Linked DNA regions of Homo sapiens: region 2 is linked to region 1. A link is an interaction called in ENCODE POLR2A ChIA-PET data of the cell type or tissue named here. Cell type or tissue: Caco-2. All regions are shown on one strand. Links, peaks and the distances in the headings refer to the core of each region. The heading gives the core; the rest is flanking DNA. Region 1 overlaps DBF4B (DBF4B-CDC7 kinase regulatory subunit). Region 2 holds the start of LOC105371791 (a long non-coding RNA gene).

The links. ChIA-PET counts read pairs that join two places held together with the same protein. Peaks named below come from ENCODE experiments on the same cell type or tissue, not always from the same donor. Only the 100,000 strongest peaks of a DNase experiment are listed, where the experiment ranks them.
Region 2: POLR2A ChIA-PET joins it to region 1 with 10 read pairs; 3 of 35 experiments call an interaction of 5 or more read pairs at or near these places.

Annotation. Positions count from the first base shown.
Region 1 is chr17:44,721,308-44,733,919 of GRCh38, forward strand. DBF4B (DBF4B-CDC7 kinase regulatory subunit) reads left to right here. Exons shown (of 14, transcript NM_145663.3): 3 at 1,573-1,715; 4 at 8,598-8,789; 5 at 9,658-9,708; 6 at 10,871-10,958. Among named protein-coding and RNA genes, the nearest start is that of DBF4B, 19 kb to the left of the region's middle. In Caco-2, for the core only: no CTCF peak of the experiment used is centred there; no DNase peak of the experiment used is centred there.
Region 2 is chr17:44,536,039-44,548,650 of GRCh38, forward strand. LOC105371791 (a long non-coding RNA gene) reads left to right here and starts at 202. Exons shown (of 3, transcript XR_934779.2): 1 at 202-354; 2 at 717-826; 3 at 1,787-1,819. RefSeq lists enhancers at 3,726-4,720, 12,025-12,572. In Caco-2, for the core only: no CTCF peak of the experiment used is centred there; DNase peaks (open chromatin) are centred at 6,442, 7,223, 7,813, 9,231 and 1 weaker place.

The DNA of each region.
Region 1 (12,612 bases), core at 2,628-10,627:
TCCCAGGATCATGCAATTCTTGTGCCTCAGCCACCCAAGTAGCTGGGATTACAGGTGTGTACCACCATGCCCAGCTAATTTTTCTATTTTTAGTAGAGGCAGGGTTTTGCCATGTTGCCCAGGCTGGTCTCGAACTCCTGGCCTCAAGTAATGTGCCCACCTCGGCTTCCCAGAGTGCTGGGATTACAGGTATGAGCCACTGTGCCCGGCCTAATTCTTTTCTTTAACTGCTGTTCCTGCTTTATGTTTTCCTGTATCCTCCCTAGCCTTTTTGAGGATATTTATTATACTTCAATGGTTTTTCTTTTTCCTATCTGGTTCATTATTATGACAGATAGACAATCTATACCAGATAAAGTTTCTTTGGTAGTACTTGCTTTCTTCAGTTGCCTCATGTTTTCTTATACACAAATATCCCTTTGGGACATTAGCCACTCTGATTGGTAACGTGCTGCTCGAAGGAAGATCAAAAGCTTATGCCCTATCTCGTGTGTCCCTCCGCTGAGTTTAGGGATTGGAGGTTGCATAGAAGAGGAAACAACCCTGGCCAGGCATGGTGGCTCGCGCCTGTAATCCCAGCACTTTGGGAGGCCGAGGCGAGCAGATCACCTGAGGTCGGGAGTTTGTGACCAGCCTGACCAACATGGAGAAACCCTGACTCTACTAAAAATACAAAATTAGCCAGGCATGGTGGTGCATGCCTGTAATCCCAGCTACTGGGGAGGCTGAGGCAAGTGAATCGCTTGAACCTGGAAGAAGGAGGTTGCGATAAGCCGAGATCGCGCCATTGCACTCCAGCCTGGGCAACAAGAGCGAAACTCCGTTTCAAAAGGGAAAAAAAAAAAAGGAAACGACCCCACTATGGTGCAAAGCCCCTGGAATATGGGCTCATTCACTCTCCATTTGCAGCAGCATTCTGTGCTCTCCAACACACACACACACTTTGTCTTGTTGTTTTTCAAGAGCTGTCTTTTTGAGTTATAATTACCTAAGTTACCAAATGCAGAGGTTGGGAAGTAGGCCCATTCAGGAGCCAACAAGTTCACTGTCCCCTTTTCCTCTTATCTGTCTCGAATACACATGCATATTCGCCCTAAGCTAGGCGGCAACACTGCCATGATGTTACCCTGCTGACTCTGGTTAGGGGCTGGGCACTGGCAACAGGGCAGGCAGTGACTCACTCAGCACAGCTAGAAAGCATCCTCCTGCCTGGCACCCCCGTGTGAATCTCGGCCCTCTTTTCCCTAGTTTACTATTCACTGCAGCCCCCCAATGTCTGGTTTGGGGATCTGTCTAATTTCTTTTTACTTAAATGGCTTCCCTAGATTTAGATTCTAAGGAAGAAGTGAAGAAGTCAGCAAGCCTTGTTTGCTTATTATCTTGTTTGGAAGGTTCCAATTTCACCACATCTGAGCTTCTGAGGGTAAGGGCATTGGCTTCACAGCTGTCTGTGTGTGCCCAGGGTCTAGTCTGTGCTATTATAGCACACAGACTGAGCTGTCAGTGAGGGCCACCTGGCTTCAGGACTCTCTTTTCAAACTTCTTACTTTGCTCCTCTTTATTGTTTTCTAGGAGTTTCCAGGTGTCTAGGAAAATGCCAGAAGAACTCACCAGGTGCCAGGAAGCATCCCTTTTCCGGAAAGTCCTTTTACTTGGATCTGCCTGCTGGCAAGAATCTCCAGTTTTTGACGGGGGCCATTCAGCAACTGGGTGGGGTAGGTAACCTGCTCTTCTCCTGCGATGCCATGTGCCTTTGCAGGCTTAGAGCAGGAGTTGGATGGGGATTATATCTATGGTTTCCAAGTATTTTCTTTTTTGAGACAGAGTCTTGCTCTATAACCCAGGCTGGAGTGCAGTGGCATGATCTCAGCTCACTGCAACCTCTGCCTCCCGGGTTCAAGCAATTCTCCTGCCTCAACCTCCCAGGTAGCTGAGATGACAGGCACACACCACCACGTCTGGCTAATTTTTTGTATTTTAGTAGAGATGGGGTTTCACCTTGTTGGCCAGGGTGGTCTTGAACTCCTGACCTCATGATCTGCCAACCTCGGCTTCCCAAAGTGCTGGGATTACAGGCGTGAGCCACCACACCCAGCAGTTTCCAGGTATTTTCAGCGGTCTCACTACATTTCCGAAAGCAATTTTAAATATAAACCATTTTTTTGGCCAGGCGCAGTGGCTCACACCTGTAATCCCAGCACTCTGGGAGGCCAAGGCAGGTGGATTACTTGACGTCAGGAGTTAGGGACTAACTACCCTGGCCTAAATGACAAAACCCTGTCTCTACTAAAAATAATGAAAATTAGCCAGGCATCATAGTGGGCACCTATAGTCCCAGCTGCTCAGGAGGCTAAGGCAGGAGGATTGTTTGGACCTGGGAGGCGGAGTTTGCAGTAAGCCGAGATTGTACCACTGCACTCCAGCCTGGGAGACAGAGTGAGACTCTGTATAAAAAAAAAAAAATGATAAATAAATAACCTTCAAAAAATAAAGATAAATCTTTTTCCTTATTAGAAACTTAGGCTGGGCACAGTGGCTCATGACTGTCCTCCCAGCACTTCGGGAGGCTGAGGAGGACAGATCACTTGAGTCCAGGAGTTCAAGATCAGCCTGGCAACATGGCGAGAGCCCGTCTCTACAAAACATACAAAAAATTAAGCGGGTGTGGTGGTGCATGACTGTAGTTGGGAGGCTGAGGTAGGAGGATCACTTGAGCCCAAAAGGCGGAGGTTACAGTGAGCTGAAGTCGAGGTCTTGCACCACTGCATTCCAGCCTGGGCAACAGAGTGAGACCTTGTCTCAAAAAAAGGCTGGGTGCGGTGGCTCACACCTGTAATCCTAGCACTTTGGGAGGCCGAGCCAGGTGGATCTCTTGAGCCCAGGAGTTTAGATCACCCTGGCCAACATGGCAAAACCCTGTCTCTACTAAAAATACAAAAATTAGCCAGGTACAGTGGCACATGCCTGTAGTCTCCGTTACTCAGTAGGCTGAGGCATGAGACTCGCTTGAGCCCCGGGAGGCAGTCCAGCTAGGGTGACACAGCATGACCCTGTCTCAAAAAAAAAGAGAAACTTTTTTTTTTTTTCTGAGACAGTGTCTCGCTCTGTCACCCAGGCTGGAGTGCAGCGGCGCCATCTCAGCTCACTGAAAGCTCTGCCTCACGGGTTCATGCCATTCTCCTGCCTCAGCCTCCCAAGTAGCTGGGACTACAGGCGCCTATCACCACGCCCGGCTAATTTTTTTTGTATTTTTAGTAGAGACGAGGTTTCACCGTGTTAGCCAGGATGGTCTTGATCTCCTGACCTCGTGATCCTCCCGCCTTGGCCTCCCAAAGTGCTGGGATTATAGGCGTGAGCCACCATGCCCAGCCAAAAAAAAGGAAACTTAATGGCCAGTTGTGGTGGCTCATACCTGTGATCTCAACACTTTGGGAGGCTGAGGTGGGAGGATTGCTGGAGTCCAGGAGTTTGAGACCAGCCTGGGCAACATAGTGAGACCTCATCTCTACGAAAAATAAAATTATAGCTGCCGGGCACGGTGGCTTACTCCTGTAATCCCGGCACTTTGGGAGGCCCAGGTGGGCAGATCACCTAAGGTCAGGAGTTTGAGACCAGCCTGACCAACATGGAGAAACCCTGTCTCTACTAAAAATACAAAATTAGCCGGGTGTGGCGGCACATGCCTGTAATCCCAACTATGCAGGAGGCTGAGGCAGGAGAATCACTTAAACTCAGGTGGCAGAGGTTGCGGTGAGTCGAGATCACGCCATTGCACTCCAGCCTGGGCAACAAGAGCAAGACTCCATCTCAAAAAAAAAAAAAAAAAAAAAAACATTAGCTGGGGGCAGTGGCACATGCCTGTAGTCCAGCTACTCAGGAGGCTAAGCTGGGAGGATTATCTGAGCTCAGGAGTTTGAGGCTATAGTGAGCTATGATTGCACCACTACACTCCAGCCTGGATGACAGAGCAAGACCATGTCTCAAAAATAATGTTAAAATAAACAAACATATTATCTGTTCACTCTAGAAATTTTAGAGAACATGGAACTACTCCAAGTGACAACCAGCATTTTTAAGTATTTTTCTTTCCTCCCTTCCTCTCATAATGGCTTAATTTAGATATAATTCACATGTCATAAAATTCATCCGTTTAAAGTACACAGCTCAGTGGTTTTTAGTATATTCACAGAAATGTGTAAGTTGTATGATCGCATAGTCAATTGTAGAACATTTTCATCACCCCAAAAAGGAAACCCTGTACCCATTATCAGTCACTCCCTATATGCTTGGGCAACTCCCTATATCCTTGATACTCCTAGCCCTTGGTAATGCCCATCTACCTTCTGCCTCCATCCTGCCTTTGTTTTTTTGTGCTTCTTTTTTTTTTTTTTTTTTTTAAGAGGGGGCCACACTCAGTCACAGAGGCTAGAATGCAGGAGCGCGGTCATGGCTCACTACAGCTTCAACCTCCCCAGACTCAGGTGATCCTCCCGCCTCAGTCTCCCTGTAGCTGGGACTACAGGTGCTCGCCACCATGCCCTGCTCATTTTTGTATTTTTTGTGGAGGCAGAGTGTCGCCATGTTGCCCCAGACTGGTCACGACCTCCTGGATTCAAGTAATCCTCCCACCTCAGCCTCCCAAAGTACTGGGATTACAGGCCTGAGGCACTGCTACTGGCCCTTTTTCTTTCTTTTTTTTGAGACGGAGTCTTGCTCTTGTTGCCCAGGCTGGAGTGCAATGGTGCGATCTCAGCTCACTGCAACCTCCACCTCCCGGGTTCAAGCAATTCTCCTGCCTCAGCCTCCCAAGTAGCTGCAATTACAGGCATGCACCTCCATGCCTGGCTAATTTTGTATTTTTAGTGGAGACGGGGTTTCTCCATGTTGGTTAGGCTGGTCTCGAACTTCTGACCTCAGGTGAACCACCCACCTCAGCCTCCCAAAGTGCTGGGATTACAGGTGTGAGCCATCGCACCCGGCCCTTTTTTATTTATTTATTTATTTATTTATTTATTTATTTATTTATTTTTGCCTTACCCAGTTGCCTGCAAGAGGGAGCTGAGGGCAAGGCTGGGAGGGGCAGGGCAATGCTTATTTTTTTTCTAGCTATGATCATGAGTACTTTTTTTTTAATTTTAGAGACAGGGTCTCGCTGTGTTGGTCAGATTGGTCTTTTACTCTTGGCGTCAAGCAATCCCCCCACCTCAGCCTCCCAAAATGTTAGGATTACAGGCATGAGCCACAGCATCCAGCTGGCGTTAGTACATTTTTATTATCAATTTTTTACCCATAACCTTAAAGCGTTAGCACTTTTCTACCATTATTGCCCTTCATATGCATCATTTGCGGTGGGAATATAATATTCTTTTGAGTGGATTATTAATTTACTTAACTGTTGCTCTGTGGACATTTAGACTCTTAATAATTTTTAGCATTTAGAAATAACACAGGTGAACAACTTTGAGTAAAAAGCATTTGCTATATTTGATTCCATTAAAATATTTTTAGGGGCTAGGCACAGTGGCTCACACTTGTAATCCCAGCACTTTGGGAGGCCGAGGCGGGCGGATCACTTAAGGCCAAGAGTTCAAGGCCAGCCTGGCCAACATGGTGAAACACCATCTGTACTGAAAATACAACAATTAGCTGCGTGTGGTGGTATGCGCCTGTAATCCCAGCTACTCGGGAGGCTGAGGCAGGAGAATTGCTTGAAACCGGGAGGTGGAGGTTGCAGTGAGCCAAGATCGTGCCTCTGCACTCCAGCCTGGGCAACAAAGCAAGACTCCATCTCAAAAAAAAAAAAAAAAAAAAAAAACCATATATATATTTAGGCTAGGCTCAGTGGCTCGTGCCTGTAATCCCACTTTGGGAGGCTGAGGTGGGCAGATCACCTGAGGTCAGGAGTTCTACACCAGCCTGGCCAACATGATGAAACCTTGTCTCTACTAAAAATATAAAAAAATTAGCAGGGCATGGTAGCACGCACTTGTAGTCCCAGCTACTCGGGAGGCTGAGGCACAACAATCGCTTGGACCCGGGAGGCAGAGGTTCTAGTGAGCCAAAATTGTGCCATTGCACTCCAGCCCGGGCAACAGAGCAAGACTCTGTCTCAAAAAGAAAAAAAAAAGAAAACAGCATGATAGTGCTTGACCCAAAAGAGACTAATAACTGGGGAAACTGGATGAATAGGGCTTGGAATGGAGAGGCTCTTTGCTGTCAAACCCAGAAACTCAGGACTGCAGAAACTCAGTGGTGAGGATGGATAGAATGAGGATTATATAACCAAACTGGCCCATAATTACATTTTGAACTTTTAGTCCTTTCTGTCATTTAGCCTTTGCTATGTAAAACACCAACCCTACTTGGGCTTAAAGCAACAATTTATTTTCTATTTATTTATTTATTTTTAGACAAAGTTTTGCTCTTGATGCCCAGGCTGGAGTGCAATGGTGCGATCTTGGCTCACTGCAACCTCCAATTCCCAGGTGCAAGCGATTCTCCTTCCTCAGCCTCCAGAGTAGCTGGGTTTACAGGTGCCTGCCACCATGCCCGGGTAATTTTTTTTTTTTTTTTTTTTTTTTTGTACTTTTAGTGAAGACGAAGTTTCACCATGTTGGCCAGGCTGGTCTCAAACTCCTGACCTCAGGTGATCCACCTGCCTTGGCCTCCCAAAGTGCTAGGATTACAGGCATGAGCCACCACACCTGGCCAAAACAACAATTTATTATTTCTCATTATGCTGTGGGTTGGCTGGGTGGTTTATCTGGTGGTTTCAGCAGGGCTCACTCCTGAGGCTGGATTCAGCTGGACGGTCACCTGGGCTGGAAAGACCAAGATGGCCTCACTCACACATCTGGCACTCTGTGTCAGTTATCATAACTATATGCAATAAGCTAAACTAGCTGATTTAACATGGTGGTCTCAAGGCCACCTTCCCAGAAAGTGAGGCAGGAAGCTAAGGCCTCTGAGGCCTAGGCTCCAGAACTCACACATCATAATTTCCACATGTTCTATTGGTCCAATCGAGTCAGATTGAAGGGCATAAAAAAGTAGGTCCCACCTCCTAATGGCAGGAAGAGCAAAGTCATATTGCAAAGGAGTGGGTATACTGGGATGGGAGGAGGAATATATGGTCATTAACAATCTCCTATATTTATATAGGATAATCATTGATTGCCCTACTCCTACCCTCTAGCATTTGCTTTTGCTGTATTAAAAAAGGTAGATGCAGCCAGGCACGGTGGCTCACACCTGTAATCCCAGCACTTTGGGAGTCCAAGGCGGGCAGATCACAAGGTTAAGAGATCGAGACCATCCTGGCCAACATGGTGAAACCCCATCTCTACTAAAATTACAAAAATTAGCTGGGCGTGGTGGCATGCGCCTGTAGTCTCAGCTATTCGGGAGGCTGATGTAGGAGAATTGCTTGAACCTGGGAGGCGGAGGTTGCAGTGAGCTGAGATCGCATGACTGCACTCCAGCCTGGTGACAAAAAAAAGGTAGATGTGATCAGACACGGTGGCTCACACCTGTAATCCCAACACTTTGGGAGGCCAAGGTGGGCAGATCACTTGAGGTCAGGAGTTCCAGACCAGCCTGGCCAACATGGTGAAACCCCATCTCTTCTAAAAATACAAAAATTAGCCAGTGTGGTGGGACACACCTGTTGTCCCAGCTACTTGGGAGGCTGAGGCAGGAGAATTGCTTGAACCCGGGAGGTGGAGATTAGAGTGAGCCGAGATCATGCCACTGCACTACAGCCTGGGAGACAAAGTGAGACCTTGTCTCAAAAAAAGAAAAGAAAAGAAAAAAAAAGGTAAATGTAATCCTTCAATTCATAACTAATTTTTTTAATAGTGGTAAAGTGTATATAACATAAAATAAGCCATTTTAGCCTTTTTTTTTCTTTTTTTTTTAGAGACAGGATTTCACTCCCCAAGCTGGAGTGTAGTAGTGTAGTCATAGCTCACTGCATCACTGAACTACTGGGCTCAAGTGATGCTCCTGCCTCAGACTCCCAAGTAGCTAGGACTATAGGTGCATGTAACAACACCCAGCTAATTAAAAAAAAAAAAAATTTTAGAGACAGGATCTTACTATGTTGCCCAGGCAGGTCTTGAACTCCTGACCTCAATTGATCCTCCCACCTCAGCCTCCTACAGTGCTAGGATTACAGGTATCAGCCACCACACCTGGTCCCCAGTGTGTCTTACACAGAAAAATCACAGCTTACACAATCTAGTCTTAATCCTTTCCAGCTCTTTCAGTGTGTTCTTGCTGCATGCAAACTCAAACTGCTCATAGAACTCAAAGCCCGCAGCCTTCTGCCACTGGGTCAGGGGCAGCAGTCCTGTAGACAAAACCTGTAATACACATACACACACACACACACACACACACACACACACACACACACACACCCCATTAGATTTCAGGATGATGTCTTCTTAGGAACTTGGTATGAAACTGCATTTAGTCTATTTAAAGACATTGATTCTGGAACTCCTGGCAGCCAAGATTTCCTTCTCCAGCCTCTTTATATTGACAATTCTGCATTTGCTTTTTGGTTTTCAGCCACCTCTGTGATCTGGTTTCAGGTAATTGAGGGTTTTCTGAGCAAAGAAGTAAGTTACATCGTGTCCAGCCGCAGAGAAGTAAAGGCAGAGAGCAGTGGGAAAAGCCATAGAGGCTGCCCTAGCCCTAGCCCCAGTGAGGTCAGAGTGGAAACATCGGCCATGGTTGATCCAAAAGGCAGCCACCCCAGGCCTTCACGGAAACCCGTTGACTCGGTAAGAACCTCATGTAGGAAAGGTATGCTGTGTAAACAAAGGAAGTAGGCTTTGGTGAGCCTTTTAAGGCAGTCTCTGGTTTTAATTTCATCTGGATTAATTTAATCTCTCATTTGAATTCAGGGACTGAGAATATTTTATCATAGCTCTGGATCTAAACACCTCAGCAACATACTATCCCCCATGCTACCCTTTTATGCCTTATGTCAGTTTTTACGGGACTTGAAAGTCAGAGGTTTAGAAACCAGAGGAGAGTCTTCATAAACCAGAGAAGACGTGTTGGGATTGGTCTGCGCTTGGGCAGGAGTACCCTGAGTAGGCAGCCATTCCCTTCTTCCTTGCTTGCATGTATGAAGGGCCAAGAGTTTGGACAATACACATGTTATGTCTTTGATTTAAAATGGAATATGGCTTTTCCCCTCTAGGCTTGCATTCTTATTTTGTCTAACATATTAATATTAAAATGTCCATGAACATACACTGTTGGCATTGTGATGACAGATGGGACTTCCTACGAGCAAAAATTTCTAAAGTGAAACATTTGCTTTCATTATCTCCTGGAGGGTGCAGAGACTCTTAAAGAGGGTCTCAGGACATTTGTAACAATTGGATCTCAGTGAATTCAGAGTGCCCTTCTCTCCACCAGGTTCAGGCTGCCACCTCAGGGTGACCTAAATTTCCTGTGGCTTTACCTTTACCTCCTAAACGTTTTCTAGGCTCTCATTTCTACCAATCCTCAGTTGTCACTGCTCCCAGCTTTCCGAGGGACATAACCCCAAGACATAACCCCTCACCAGCTCCTGTGTAAACATCTTTCAGTGCACAGGTGGCCTAACAGCAGACCTCACTGCTCTTCTGTCCCTGTCAGGTGCCTCTAAGCAGAGGGAAGGAGCTGCTGCAGAAGGCTATCAGAAACCAGGTGAGCTGGGGCAAGATGGGACAGAGCCGGTGGTCTCCAGCATAGGGAGGGATTTCACTCTTCTTCCCAGGTTCTTCTGAAGCACCCACACAAAATGCACACTCTGCGATATGTAGTATTGTCATTATTTCCTTCTTCTACATCAGGTAGTGGAGGCTCAGACAAGTTATTTAGCCATTCACCTAGAGAGTAAGTGTTGAAGCCAGAGCCACCTCCAACTCTGGAGCCTACCAAGAGAACTGTGGGGATGTGGGATGTGGCGGGACAGGGTTGCTGGGTACAGAAGCCAGACTTCTTTTACAAGTAACTCTAGGCTGGGTGTGGTGGCTCACGCCTATAATCCCAGCACTTTGGGAGGCTGAGGTGGGTGGACCACTTGAGGCCAGGAGTTCAAGACCAGCTTGGCCAACATGGCGAAACCCCATCTCTACCGAAAAATTAGCAGGGTGTGGTGGCACGCACCTGTAGTCCCCGCTACGCAGGTGGCTGAAGCAGAAGAATCACTTGAACCTGAGAGGTGGAGGTTGCAGTGAGCCGAGATTGTGCCACTGCACTCCAGCCTGGGCGATAGAGCTAGACTCTGTCTCAAAAAAAAAACAAAAAACAAGTAACTCTTTATTCCTTGTGTGAAAATCCAGGGCTGTTAAAGTTTAGTGGCAGGAGGAGGAGTTAAGGTGATCTTGTGAGAAGAGTCATGCTGGTGACATCAGGAGGGGTACATGGCTGTGATGGGGGAGGTGGTGCTGCTGGACTGAGCCAGTGGAGGGGGAAGATCTGCAGCTAGCATAGTTTCATGCTCAGTGAGGATGATGGTCACCGTGTTTGTTGTGTACTTACTGTGCTGAGAGCTTTCCTCGCAGAGGCCCTCCCAACGAACAGCTCTCTCAGAAGCATCTGTTCCTTCCTGGTCACGAGGTGGCCAGAGCACAATGTATAGGCAGACCAGTGGTCCTTCCTCTCCCAATGTGGCCATGTGGAGGACAGGATGTCTTCCTGGGGGTTGGGATGGACTCTCTGGGCACTGTACTCTCTCTCCTACCTGCCTCCCTGCAGTCCCTCCCATGGATGACTCAGGCCTCCCAGAAGCAATTTCTATCTGTCCCCTTCACTTTCAGGCCTTGGGGAGTCTCTGCTCCTACCTGACTCTGTGTTGTAATTTCAGGGGAGCATCAGTGGAGGAGGCAGTGGGGGCAGCAGCAGCCTCCTGACCAATGCCCGCTCTTGGGGAGTGAGGATTCTGCACGTGGATGGTACCCTTTCTGTGCTGGGCTCCTGTGGAGGGAGAATTGGTGACTTTGACCAGGAGTGTCAGCTTTTAGAAGGATCATGGTCATGTGAGCTTCTGGTCACCGGAAGCCAGAAATACTCAGCTGCCATGTTGATCCACAAAGGTGGGAGGATGTGGGGAAGGGGGAAAGCGGTGAGGACGCAGAGTGCAGGCTGTGGCCTCGGCATCCCGCAGGAGGTCCCTAGAACATGCCGTTTCATGTCACCTGCTACAGCTCTCCCCCAGCTAGTATGATGATCCTGTTTTACAAATGCAGAAATGATCTTAATATTCATGACCACTGGCCAGGCGAGGTGGCTCACACCTGTAATCCCAGCACTTTGGGAGGCCAAGGCGGGTGGATCACAAGGTCAAGAGTTCGAGACCAGCCTGACCAACGTGGTGAAACCCCGTCTCTACTAAAAATAGAAGCATTAGCCGAGCCTGGTGGTGCGTGCCTGTAATCCCAGCTACTCAGGAGGCTGAGGCAGGAGAATCACTTGAACCCAGGAGGCAGAGGTTGCAGTCAGCCAAGATCATGCTACTGCACTCCAGCCTGGGTGACAGAGCGAGACTCCGTCTCAAAAAAAAAAAAAAATTCGGCCAGGTGCGGTGGCTCACGCTTGTAATCCCAGCACTTTGGGAGGCCGAGGCAGGCAGATCACGAGGTCAGGATATCGAGACCATCCTGGCTAACACGGTGAAACCCCTTTTCTACTAAAAATACAAAAAATCAGCCGGGCGTGGTGGCGGGCGCCTGTAGTCCCAGCTACTCGGGAGGCTGAGGCAGGAGAATGGCGTGAACCTGGGAGGCGGAGCTTGCAGTGAGCCGAGATTGCGCCACTGCACTCCAGCCTGGGCGACAGAGCGAGACTCCGTCTCAAAAAAAAAAAAAAAAATTCATGGCCACCTAACAGGTATTGACTCTGTGCTACGAATTACCTCATTTAATCCTCACTACAGTCCTGTCCCCATTATACAGATGAGGAAATTGAGCCTCAAAGGGATTAGGCAAATTGTCCATGGTCTCACCAGAGTGTGTAGTGTGGCCCACCACTCTCAGTTTTACTCAGCTGTAAATTTTGTGCTCCTTCTTTTTTCACACTGTAAACAACCTGTTTGCAGCCTGTTTACACTAGAATAGTTGTCTTGAACCAGGTGGCAGTGAGTGGTTTCATACCCAGCTCCATTCTTGAGTCTGGAGTTTTCTGTGATCCATTTTAGAGGATTGGTCCAGATGGGACAGCCCATAGGTGCTGACTGGGGCGCTGCCCCACCCCTTGGTACCAAGATCTTCCAGGGGAGTCTAGAGGCTGTACAGGGGAAGTTCCTGGTCTGGGATGTGGAGGGCTTCATCTCACTGAAAAATCAGCCATTTCTGACTTGATTTCCTTCCCTGCCTTTCTCTGTTAGAGGAGTGCTAGCATGTTTAGCCCTTGCTGGTCTTTCACCTGAGGGTACAGCTGAGTAGTTCACACAGCATGGCCTCCCTCACAGCCACAGCTCTTCAGTGGTGCCTTAAAGTCCTTAGCAAGCCATGAGGCACCTTCTGTTCAAAGATGAGTTGTATTCAATGCTGCAAAAGAGCATGACACCCGCTCAGGTGCTGTTCCAGGGATAGAGGACCCAGTCCTTAA
Region 2 (12,612 bases), core at 3,069-11,068, 180 kb before region 1:
TTTTAAATGGCATCTGTGACTTCCATCTTATTTCTGTGGGGCAGAGCTGCTCTGGGAACTCTCAGCTCAGTGGAAGACAGACAGGATCATTTGAATATTCTAAAGCAGGGGAACATGTGGTCTGTGTTTTAAGAAGTGAGAACAACTTGGTGTAGGAACCTCAGAGGCGGGAACTCCTGAGGGAGAGAGTTTCAGGGAAGCTGTCTCAGCGGATTCCAGGTTCCAGCTGTATTTCTAAAGATTTGTGGGACTCTGCCCTGGGGAGAAGAGCAGAGGGAAACACGAAGGCCAAAACAGCAAAGGCCAGGGAGGCAAGGCCAGCCAGCAGTGGGGCTGGGTGCCCAGTGCTCCTGGGTGAGTGGAGGGAGACAAGGCCTGCTGACCACAAACTGTGAGGGCCTTGACTGTGGGGCCAGACAGAGGGGCTGTCAGCCAGATGGAGCTCCAGACACCTTAGGCTAGGGAGGGTCTGGACCTGGACAGACTACAGAAATTGGTGAGCAGGAATGGGAGGTGGCAGTGAGTGGCAGGGCCCCTGGCTCATTCTCCCTCTGTCCTCATTTCCTTGCTCTGGAGGGGAGGGTGGTGAACAATCTTCTCAGAGGAGGTTAGCTGTGGGAGGACAGCTCCTAAGGAGCATTTCCTGCCTTTGGCTCACAACTGCTTCCTGTCCAGACCTCCCAACACTTGACCCCCATTCAATTCCTTCCTCCCAGGGCAGCTGGGTGGCCACGAGGTCTTCACAGGTCCAGAGACCCGGAGCTTCTCAGCAAGCTGAATGAGGCAGCGTCCCAGGGGTCCAGAAGCCCAGCCTCGCCCGGCGCTGGTGAGGAACTGGAATCCAGGCTTGTACTGAAAGCCTCAGGGATAGATTTGGAGGAGGAAGCCCGAGATGGCGCCTCTCTCCCACCGGCTAGGACCTCAGTTCCCACTTTCCTAGTTACCTCTTCCACCCCCTCACCTCCAGCTGGGAACTTACATCCCTTCTTTCATTTATAGGGCACTTTTAGGCTGGGTGCAGTGGTTCACGCCTGTAATCCTAGCACTTTGGGAGGCCAAGGCAGGCGGATTGCTTGAGCTCAGGAGTTCGAGGCCAGTCTGGGCAACATAGTGAGACCTCGTCTCTATTTTTTTAAATGAAATATAAATATTTTAAAAATTAAAAATTCAAAAAAATGAAAAACAAATGGCACTTTTTCTTCCCAAACAATGGCTGGGGACTTCTGAAGGGAAAGGGAGGCAAATTCCCTAGGAAATAATCATGAGTGATTACTTCTCCAGAAACACCTGAGGCCTCCAATGAACCCCTTCTTTGAGAGTCAATCTGCAGTTTTCTCCCTGGTTCTGAGATGTCAGGCCAGGTTCCAAAGATGTGAGGTTTTTTTTTTTTTTTTTGAGACGGAGTCTCGCTCTGTCGCCCAGCCTCGAGTGCAGTGGCGCGATCTCAGCTCACTGCAAGCTCTGCCTCCCGGGTTCATACCATTCTCCTGCCTCAGCCTCCTGAGTAGCTGGGACTACAGGTGCCCAACACCATGCCCGGCTAATTTCTTTGTATTTTTAGTAGAGTCGGGGTTTCACCATGTTAGCCAGGATGGTCTCGATCTCCTGACCTCGTGATCCACCCGCCTCGGCCTCCCAAAGTGCTGGGATTACAGGCGTGAGCCACCACGCCAGCCTAAGATGTGAGTTTTGAGAGCCCATCACAGGTTGTTAAAAGTGTGTCTGGAGTTGGTTCCTTCCCATGGGTTCTTGGTCTTACAGGCTTCTTGGGTTCTTGGTCTCACAGACTTCAAGAATGAAGCCGTGGACCTTCGCAGTGAGTGTCACAGCTCTTCAAGATGGCATGGACCCAAAGAGTGAGCAGCAGCAAGATTTATTGGGAAAAGCGAAAGAACAAAGCTTCCAAAGCAGGGAAGGGGACCCAAGCGGGTTGGGTCTCCTGGCTGGGAGTGGGGGTGGGGATGGGGGGAGTGGCCAGCTTTTATTCCTTTATTTGTCCCTGCCCACATCCTGCTGATTGGTCCATTTTACAGAGTGCTGATTGGTCTATTTTACAGAGTGCTGATTGCTGCATTCACAATCCTGTAGCTAGACACAGAGCACTGATTGGTGCGTTTTTACAGAGTGCTGATTGGTGCATTTACAATCCTTTAGCTAGCCAAGAAATTCTCCAAGCCCCCACTCCACCCAGAAAGTCCAGCTAGCTTCACCTCTCAAAAGGAGCCAGATCTTTCTCCTTTATCTCTTAAACCTAAGCCATGCCTGCCCACCCCCTAGTGCAGGGTACACTACAATACTTAAAATGGGGAGAGGACTACCCCAAATAACCCAGCCCATCTCAGCTCAACCATGAGCCTCTGCTATGCCTCTAAATCAGTCCTGCCCTCTTCCTTCCATAAATCCTAGAGACCCCTAGGAGATGCCCCTCACCAGCAGCATACCAGCCAGGAATCCCTGAGTCCTCCATAAAAGCCACACTTGGAGCTGAGATGACCCTAGGGGAGGGGGCTTAGTCCCTCTGCCTTGCTCTGCCCCTTAACCACCAGGTAGACCACAAGTGTTTGTTGCACATCATACCCCACTCCCCACAGACCCCCACTTAAGGCCAGGGCAGAATTAAAGGATGGAATTGCTGAAAGAAGGGGTCTTCTCCCCCAGGGATGCTTGGTCTCAGTCCACAGGGAAAGGAAGGTCCTACGGGTGTGGGGAGTGCAGGCCTGGCTGGTCCCCTGCTCTCTGCCAGCTCTAGAGCACCCGCTGTACCGGGGGCTCCCCTTGGTGGGGTCAGGAAAAGTCCACGGGAGACTTGGGGGAGTGGAGGGGAGGGCCCTGGGGAAAATTAATGTGGATCAAGGGCTTGAAGACGTTCCTGACTCTCCCTCCCCTCCCCTACCCCCACCCCCACGCCCGCCTCAGGTGGACCAAATACTGAGGAGTGGATTTGTGTGAGCCTAAACACAAGAGCTCTGGGGTTCTATTTCCTCTTAGTCATTTTCCAAAGCTGCACCACCCTACCACTGCCTGGCTGGTGTGGCATCAGAGGGCTCTAGGTCCCCAGCCCTGCAGAGAAGCCCTTCTGAATGAAGGAGAGGCCCACCAGCCTGGGGAGAAGAGGTGAGTCCCCGACTCCCTCCGAGACAGAGCCTCCTCCCCTTCTCAAGCACCCCGAATCTCTGCACCACCAATTCACCCTCAGATCTGTTTCTTTCTTTTTTTGTTTTGTTTTTTGTTTTGTTTTGTTTTGTTTTGTTTCCCCCGTCGCCCAGGCTGGAGTGCAGTGGCACGATCTCGGCTCATTACAACCTCTGCCTTCCAGGTTCAAGCGATTCTCCTGCCTCAGCCTCCCAAGTAGCTGGGATTACAGGTGTGCGCCACCATGCCTGGCTAATTTTTGTATTTTTAGTAGAGACGGGGTTTCACCGTGTTGGCCAGGCTGGTCTCGAACTCCTGACCTCATGATCCGCCCGCTTCGGCCTCCCCAAGTGCTGGGATTACAGGCGTGAGCCCCAGGTCTCTTTCTTAAAATGTCTTTTCCCTCTATCTTTCCCCTCCCAGTGATCCAAAAGCTACGCCTGATTTGGAGAGGGGGTGGCAAGTGGGAAAGGAGGAGGGAAGGGGCAGTGTGGATCGAGGAGGGGGTCACCCCCACCCTGACCCTGAGCACCCTAGGTTTGGCCCCTCTGGGTGCCTCCCTCTTTGGAGAACTCAGGAAGCCGATGAGCTAGTTTGCGAGCTGGGGGTGGGGCAGTGAGGAGACTGGGGAGGAGGGAGGAGAGGGGAGAGTGATGGGAGCCGCGGCTGGGAGGCTTCGGAAGGTTGAAGGCTGGGTTTGGGAGGTGAGGGCGAGCGTCCCTCTCAGCCCCGTGGGGGGATATGCAAAGAATTGCTAATTGCAACTAAACGAGGCCTCGGCGTGGGGGAAGGGGCAGTCTTGCGGCTGTCAGGGGCTACCGCCTCTTTGAGTGCCCGGGTAAGGCCAGGCCAGCCCGCTCTTCTCATGTAAAGCAGCTTTTTGTCTGGGGGAGCCAGGGCTGGGGCCAGGGGCTGGGGAAGGGGCCCAAGCCATCAGCAAGTTTCTTGTTCCCCAGAAAGGGAGAAGGGTGCCGAGGCCTCCTCAGAGTGAGAATGCCCCCCTCCTTCTCCACTCTCAAGCTTTTTATGTGGGGGTTGATGGGGTGCTGCCCAGCAGGAGGGGGTGGGCCTGGGATCCCAGTACCCCCCTTGCTGGACTGTGGGAAAAAAAAGAGCACAAAGAAGGGGGCTGGCCCCGCTGAGATGGGAGACGGGGCAGCTCTGATCCACGGATGCCCTGAGGCTGAAGTACCCATCCCTGGATCCCCTTCTAGAGAATGTCCCCATTGGCCATGTATCTTATCTGGTCATCTGGGCCCATTTCAGACTTTCTCACCCACTTTGCAAACCCTCCCTAACCTTTGTACTCTGAGGAGATGGATTTTGTGAATCCAAGTTAGTTCCTAACTGAGCCTAACTAGAGGGAGAAGAAGGACTCATACCTTTGGGGAAATCTTTGCTCTAAACATAGGGACCTACGAATAATGCTTCCAGACCCTGGGGCCACATAACCTGTTAGAGACCCAAGAATCTTGCTTTCTAATTCAGATGCCCCCTTTTATGAGCTTCTATAAACTTGGGCAAATTATATCAGCTATTGAGCCTCAGTTTTCTCATCTGTAAAATGGGGACAATATCATCCTCTCAAAATCCTTGTGAAGATATGGAAAGATGCAACGCATCCCGTATGGCAGTCCCTGGTTCTCAGTGTGTCCCCTCCCCTCCCCTGGAACATCTATCAAAAGGATGGATACACACACACAAGCACTTCAGGGATAGTGATACCTCATGTCCATATCACACTTTGCAATTTCCACAATGCACGTGACATCTCTTTCTCTTTTTTCTTCTTTTTGAGACAGAATCTCACTTTGTCGCCCAGGCTGGAGTGCAGTGGCATGATCTCGGCTCACTGCGAACTCCGTCTCCTGGGTTCAAGTGATTCTCTTGCCTCAGCCTCCTGAGTAGCTAGGACTACCACCCACCACCACTCCTGGCTAATTTTTGTATTTTTAGTAGAGACGGGTTTTCACCATGTTGGCCAGGCTGGTCTCAAACTCCTGACCATCAGTGATCCACCCGCCTCAGCCTCCCAAAATGCTGGGATTACAGGCGTGAGCCACAACGCTGGGCCACATGTCATCTCTTAATGATACACTATCTAATCAATGGAACAGACTCTTCTTTTCTATATTTGGTGAAAAAAATCAAGATTCCAAGAGCTTAAGTCAGATCCCCTGACACCTCTGCCAATGCTCATCCCACTCCATGGTGTGGCCTCAGGGATCCCATCTCACAGACTAGACAAATGGAGCCCAAGGCCAGAGCAAAACCAGCCGGAGACTGTCACCGTCCAAGGTATCACCCAGGGTTTCTCAATAGCACAGCTTGTCTTAGTGGCCACCTGCACTCTTCTCCTAAATCAGTGCTTGTGTGGAAACTTTAGGACCATGTGGGTCCCCTTCTCTCAGCTCCACACTGGGGTCCTTGAGAAGCAGAGGGCTGGCTGGAGGATAGGAAGGGTTGTCCCCTCCCCTCCCAGCAGAAAACCTCTGGGATGACACCTTCACTCTGAGAGGCAGCGGGATGACACGGATAGAATCGCTGGGCAAGTCAGTTCTTTCCCTCCTCCCTTTTCCTGCTAGAAGTCCACTTCTTCATCGAGAAATGTCTCCTCCGTTCCTTCCCCCCTCTATTTTGGGGGCCCCGGGGTCTAGCTCCCCATCCCTGTGTGTCGCTCCGGCTGGATCCCCATCCTCCCAGCCCCTCGGCCAAGTGGAGGATGCTGATCTGACTGCCTCCTGCCAGACACCTAGGGCCTCCTGCTCCCAGAGGGTCTTGGCCAAGGGGCTCTGGCGCTGGGCCGGTGCCTTTCTCACTGCCCGGCTCCCTCCTCACAGGCCCCTAATCCATCTCACCCAGCAGGAAGCCCTTAAGCTGCCTTTTCAGCCGCCTTCCCCAGCCCGCTGTGGGCTCTGTGCCTTTCTATACCACCCTTGGCAGGAGCTGTGTTATACAAGCTGGAGAGAGAGGCCCCTGCAAAGAGGTCATCGTGCCTAAGGCGGCTTCCAGCTCCAGCAGCCTCTCCTCCCTGGTCCCCTCCCCAGGGTTCCCCCACTGGTACACTGCCTGGCATCCCTGGGCACTGACAGCCCTGGCTGACTCACATCAAAGCCCCAGACTGGGTCCAGGTGAGAGGAGGGATGCTAGGGGGACAGTGGGCAGAAGGCCAGGGTCTGGGGAAGTGTGGCAGGCATGAGGGGCTCCTCTGGCTCTGTGCCATCTGTCCTTTTGGCTGGTGTCTCCATCTTCCCTCTGCTTCCAACCCCTGCCCTCAACTCCCCAAAGCCCATTCACAGGTTTCTTAGACTCAGTTATGCAGCCCAGACAGGGCTGGGAGAGCGTGTGCCCTGGAGGCCACCTCAACTGAATGTTTCAGACAGGAAGAGAGAGAGGCCAAGGGGGTGGGGGTGGGGGCAGGGGCGCCAACAGTTTCTTTCTGTCTTCCTAGGTTGTATTTGGATTTGGGCAATTGCTTGTCACTCTTGGGGCACAGACCTCATAGCTTGGATCATTCTGGGGCAGGCTTAATTTCACACCCCCAATTTCATAGCCCCTGCAAGTATACTCTCGCTGGTTCTGATGATTTTTGGTTTGGAAAATGGTTCTTTTTTTTTTTAGATGGAGTCTCGCTCTGTCGCCCAGGCTGGAGTGCAGTGGCATGATCTCGGCTCACTGCAACTTCTGCCTCCTGGGTTCAAGTGATTCTTGTGCCTCAGCCTCCCAAACAGCTGGAACTACAGGCACCTGTCACCACACCTGGCTAATTTTGTATTTTCAGTAGAGACGGGGTTTCACCATGTTGGCCAGGCTGGTCTCAAACTCCTAGCCTCAAGTGATCTGCTCACCTTGGCCTCCCAAAGTGCTGAGCCACCGTGCCCTGCCTGGAAAATGGTTCTTGTATGACCTGGTCCTTATCTTGACCTCAACCTTTCCCTCCCCTCTCTCTCCAGGAAAAAATATCCCCCCACCGCCCCTACCTAGGCCCCTTCTCCAAGGCCCAAACCCCAGTCCTGCCTCCACTCCAGGAAGCCAGCCTTTTGCTGGCTAGAAGTGGTTAGAGAAGAGTTGGGGGTGCCTCTGGGAGGTCTGTTTGTAGTTCAGATTCTTCTCATTCCAGGCTCAGCAGGCTCTCTCTAAGGGAAGGGCCTGGGATGGGGGGCGGGGATCCTTGGGGCACCAGCTGCAGGGAAGGAAAGCTTCCCGGGGAGAGGAGGGAAGTGTTTTTCTTCCCTTCCTAGTGACCCCCATCCACAAGGTAGGAACTGCCTCTCCTGGTTCCATCATTGGAGTCCCCCCCACAAGCTGCCCCAGCATTCAGGCTCCTCCCAAGGGGCCTGACAGGAGCTATGGAGAGCTGCGGCCCTGATCTCTTTCTTCACTTCTGAATGAGTCCATTTCTACCCTTTTGGGACCCTTAGAGATGTTTGGAAGAGTTTGGAGGAGGGGCACTAAGGTATGCACAACCAGATGCTTGCAGAGTGACTGGGTCAGCCCCAGCTTCAAAGAGGCTATATCAGTCTATCCCCAAAACTGAAGTCCCTTGTAGATTTTTTCTTTCTTTAACCAGTATTCACATATTTGTCCCTCTAGACTACCAACCCTTAGGCCTCGAGATTCCTCAAGGATTAATCAGTGATCCAGTCACGGGAGAAAGCAACCAACCCCCAGGGTCTTAGAAGTCTGACACCTGCCCCAACTCCCCAGCAAACTTCCTTCTCCAGCTGCCTCTGCCTGAGAGCAGGAAAAACCAACACTAAAGGCTTATATTGAGCATCCACTATGTGAAGTCACTTACCACTTCATCTTATCTTCCCCACCCTTCAAGAGAAGATTAGTGTCCCTATCTTATCGATGAAGAGTCAGAGCTTCAGAAAGGGAGAGTGACCTATCTCAGGGAATGCAGTGAGGAAGCAGAGCTGAATCCATTGAGTCCAAGTCCAGGACAGTGGTCTGCCTAGCATGCTGCCTCGTGACTAGGTCTGCCCTAGGTGCCTGTGTCCAGGCTCCCAGGCTGACCTCTGGCTAATATTCTGCTTCTGGGTTACAAAGCAGCATGTACCATCTGAGCTTCCTTTCCCAAAGCAACTGTCCCTACAAATCCAGTTTCTCTTTCAGTCCTCACTTCACAGGGAACAGGACAGACTTATTGTGCCCATTCTTCAGATGGAGAAACTGATACTCAGAGAAAAGATTCACTGAAGGTCAGAAAAGTATTAAGCACCAAGACCAGGACACGAGCATTCAGGTGTCCTACGTCCACTTCATGGGTTCTCACGATGATGTCAGATTTATTTGTCACTTCACCCCTTCTCAGATTGGAGATCAGAATAGATTTGTTTTTGTTTGTTTTGTTTTGAGACAGGATCTTGCTCTGGCACCCAGGCTGGAGTGCAGTGCTGCAATCACAGCTCGCTGCAGCTTCGACCTCCTGGGCTCAAGAGGTCCTCCTGCCTCAGCCTTCCCAGTAGCTGGGATTATGGGTGTACATTACCATGCTCAGCTAATTTTTTTTTTTTTGTAGAGACAGGGCATATTTGTAATTAAATGTGGCTTTGAGAAACTAGATACTTGTCAAAACTGGAGACTAGAAATCTGCGTCCTAGAAACCTTGCTCATTTTTCATCCTCAGAGCTGAGCTTCTCCCCTCCCTAAGTGTGGGTTTCAGAGGCAGGGCAGAATGTATGGAAAGGGAATTGGGCTCGCTGTCCAGGGCAGGATGCTTGTGTCTCTAGATTACCCAGCTCAGGGAGTTCTTCAGACCTTGCCCTATTTACAGAGAGCATTGATTCATTTAACAATTTTTTCTTGGGTGCCTATGATATGCAAGGCACTAAGGTATGCACAAAAACTAAGACACAGCCTCTGCCCTCAAGAGATTATCTTGTTGGGCTGTGGGGAGGCTGTAGTTAGACATATGTAGGTAACACATGCCACATGCTAAATGCCATAAGATAAACATCAACTCAGGGAAAGGACAGGGGTGGTATCAGGGAAGCACCACAGAGAAGGGGACTTCAAGGATTTACAGTGGTGGAATGGCTCTAGGTATTTTATCAAAAAAAGAGATTCAGGCCAGGTGCAGTGACTCATGCCTGTAATCCCAACAGTCTGGGAGGCCGAGGCAGGCAGATTGCTTGAGCTCAGGAGTTCCAGACCAGCCTGGGCAACATGGTGAAACCCCATCTCTACCCAAAATAGAAAAAATTAGCCAGGCATGTGTCTGTGCTCCTAGCTACTCAGGAGGCCAAGATGGGAGGATTGCTTGATCCTGGGAGGTCGAGGCTGCAGTGAGCCGAGATCGCATCACTGCACATTCCAGCCTGGGTGACAGAGTAAGACTCCGTCTCAAAAAAAAAAAAAAAGATGCAATACATATAGACGAAATTAAATTATGGCCCCACAAAATTAATATGTTAAAGCCCTAACCCTCAATGTGATTGTATTTGGAGATAGGGGTTTTAGGAGGTAATTAATGTTAAACGAGGTTGGAGGGTCCCCACCCCTAATCTGATAGGATTGGTGGCCTTATAAGGGGAACAGAGAGAAACCTCTCTCTCCCCACCTACACACACCAATGATAGGCCACATGAACACTGAGAAGGTGGCCATCTACAAGCCAGGAAGGAAGCCTTCGCCAGAATCCAACCATGCTGGCATCCCGATCTCAGACTTTCAGCTTCCAGAACTATGAGAAAATAAATTTCTGTCATTTAAGCTATCCAATCTGTAGTATTTTGTTATGGAGCCCAAGCAGACTAAAACAAGCAGGAAACTAGGTGTTTGTGAAACTTGGATGGCCTGGAGGAGTAGACTTTGTCACGAAGCCACAGAAATGACCCTCCAGTAGAAGCTGCTACCTCTGCCACTAGCAGGTAGGGGGATCAAGAGGCTACCATTGGGACCGGTTGCAGTGGCTCATGCCTGTAATCCCAGCACTTTGGGAGGCCAAAGCAGGCAGATCACTTGAGGTCAGGAGTTTGAGACCAGCCTGGCCAACGTGGCAAAACCCTGTCTCTACTAAACAAACAAAAATTAGCTGGGTGTGATGGTGCACACCTGTAATCCCAGCTACTCAGGAAGCTGAGGCCTGAGAATCGCTTGAGCCCGCGAGTGGGAAGTTGCAGTGAGCCAAGTTCACACCATTGTATTCCAGCCTGGGGGACAGAGTGAAACTCTATCAAAAAAAAAAAAAAAAAAAAAAAAGGCTTCCATTGTAATTAAGCCAAGGTAACTGCACCTAGGGATCACTAGAAATTGCCACTGCAGCAAGAACATGACCTCATTTCCCTTCCACCTTCCAAATCTCAAATAAGCGTATTTTGCATCCAGAGCTCTAGCTGCAAGGGAGGCTGAGAGGTGAGGTTTTTGGCTTCCAACCTCTGCAGTATAGGAAGGTGGTGGGAATGGTGGGAGGATCTCTTGAGCCCAGGAGTTTGAGGCTGCAGCGAGCTGTGATCGTGCCACTATACTTCAGCCTGGGTGACCGAACAAGACCTCATCTGGAAGAGAAAAAAAAAAAAAAAGTAACTAGGGCTCTGAAAGCTAATTGAATGGTCTGGAGGTTTGGAAAGCAGATAGCTTTAGAGTGAACGTACGAATCACTTGGGGATGGTATATTTGGATAAGTGGGCAGGGCCCAGGAATCTATATTCCTAACAGGCAAACCCCAGTTCCCATTTCCCCTCCTGCCATAATGGACTCAGCATGTGGACTGATGCATGTGGACTCAGCTTTCAGAAACTTTATCCCTGGGCAGGAGCTCTGATGGGGCAGTCCCAGACACTACAGTGAGCAGTGAAAGGTTAGATTTGAGCAGTGAAAGGTTAGCAGTGAGCAGAAAAGGCTAGATTTGTGCTGAATTAGTCCCTTTCTCTCCTAAGAGCTAGTCCTGAAAGTTGGATGCTGAACCCTGAAAAATGCTGCTGTGATGGAGGCTCAGGAGAAGGGGGGGGTCTGCCTAGAACCCAGGAGTCCAGGGATTTAAACTCACCACCCCACCAAGGAGGACTGGATGGAGTCAGCTGACAACATGAATAAGCATTTCCTGAAGTTATGACTCATTTTGTTCTGAATTTCTACCCTGGCCCCGGGGGTTTAGGACCTTCGGGATCCTATTTCTATTGCAGGGGTTTGGTTAGAGAGCCCCTTCAACCTTGAGGGGTTTAAGAATTGGACAGAGGAGAAGAAAAGTAAAACAGAGGGTACAAGAGAGGAAGGGAGGAGAAAGGTAGCACTTCCACCCAAAATGGCCTCAAGTCCCTACCAGAACCCAATGTCCTCCATAGCTCACATTGAATTTCAACACAAAATAGTCTATTACAATAGATGTTCCTTTTTCCTTCTCAGTCATTTTCTTTTCTTGGCTCTTACCAGGCAGCCTTGGACCCTAAGCCCCCCAGTTCTGAGGGGAAGGCCATAGATAAATGAAAAAGCCCTGGCCTTCTTCCTCTGTGCCCCCATCCCAGCCCCACATCTCAGGGAGGGGGTCGCCCCAAGCCAGAGCAGGGCTGAGTCTGCCTGGGCCAGGCTGCCTGGCCAATAGGCTTTCCTCCTTCCCAGGGGTATCCATTCTCCTACCCAGTTCCTGAGATGCTGGGCCCCCTTCAGCCGCATCTGCAGCCTGACTGAGCAGAGTCCCCCAGGCCTTCTTCCTCTAGGCTGGTCCTCCCAGGTTAAGAGCAGGCTTCCATGTTGGAAGGGGGTCCGTCCCCCCTTCCCCCAGTTATCACCACAAAGCAAAGTCCAGGGAAGGAGGGGGAGTGGGCAAGGGTGGGGGTAGTGGGAGAGCCAGGTCCTTGCTAGTAAATCAAAGTTGGTTTCCCAGATGGAGTTGCAGCCGCTTTGATTTCTCAAGTCACCCCCCTCCCCCTCTGCTGCCTCCCCTCACCCCCAGCTCCACAGTTTCAATTCCTCCCTGAAAAGCAGCAGGGCCTCCTTTCAAACCAGCCCAGCTCCTCCAACTCCCAACAACAGCTTCAGTTACAGGAAAGGGGAAGGGGAGGGGGTGAGGTGGCCCAGCCTAGAGAGAAAGGAGAGACATTCTGGGAGAAGCAAGAGGGAGAAGGAGGAGTAGAAAATGAGGAAGGGGGAAAAGAAAGAGCAGAGTGAGAAGATGGGAGGGGGGCAGCCAGGGTGGAAGAGTGGGGCTCTGCTGGAGCAGGAGGGGAGCTCCAGCTGGGAAGCCAACCTACCTTTTCCTCCCTCCCAAGGGAGCACCCCCACACCCATCACCCCAAGGACCCCTCCATAGCTACAGAGCTATGATTCAGGCTTCCCTATTCCTCTCCCCTTGGCATTAGGTTCTAGAAGGTTCTGGAAGACAAAATATCGAAACCGTTCATTCCTAGGGACATTTATTTCCTGTTCTAGAAGGCAGAGTCACCCAAGAACCTCACTAGCCAAACCTAGCACTGGCTTTCTAGATCCTGTTTCCCCATTTGGCTCTGAGCAGCCCACACCTTGGTCTTGCTCAGCCCA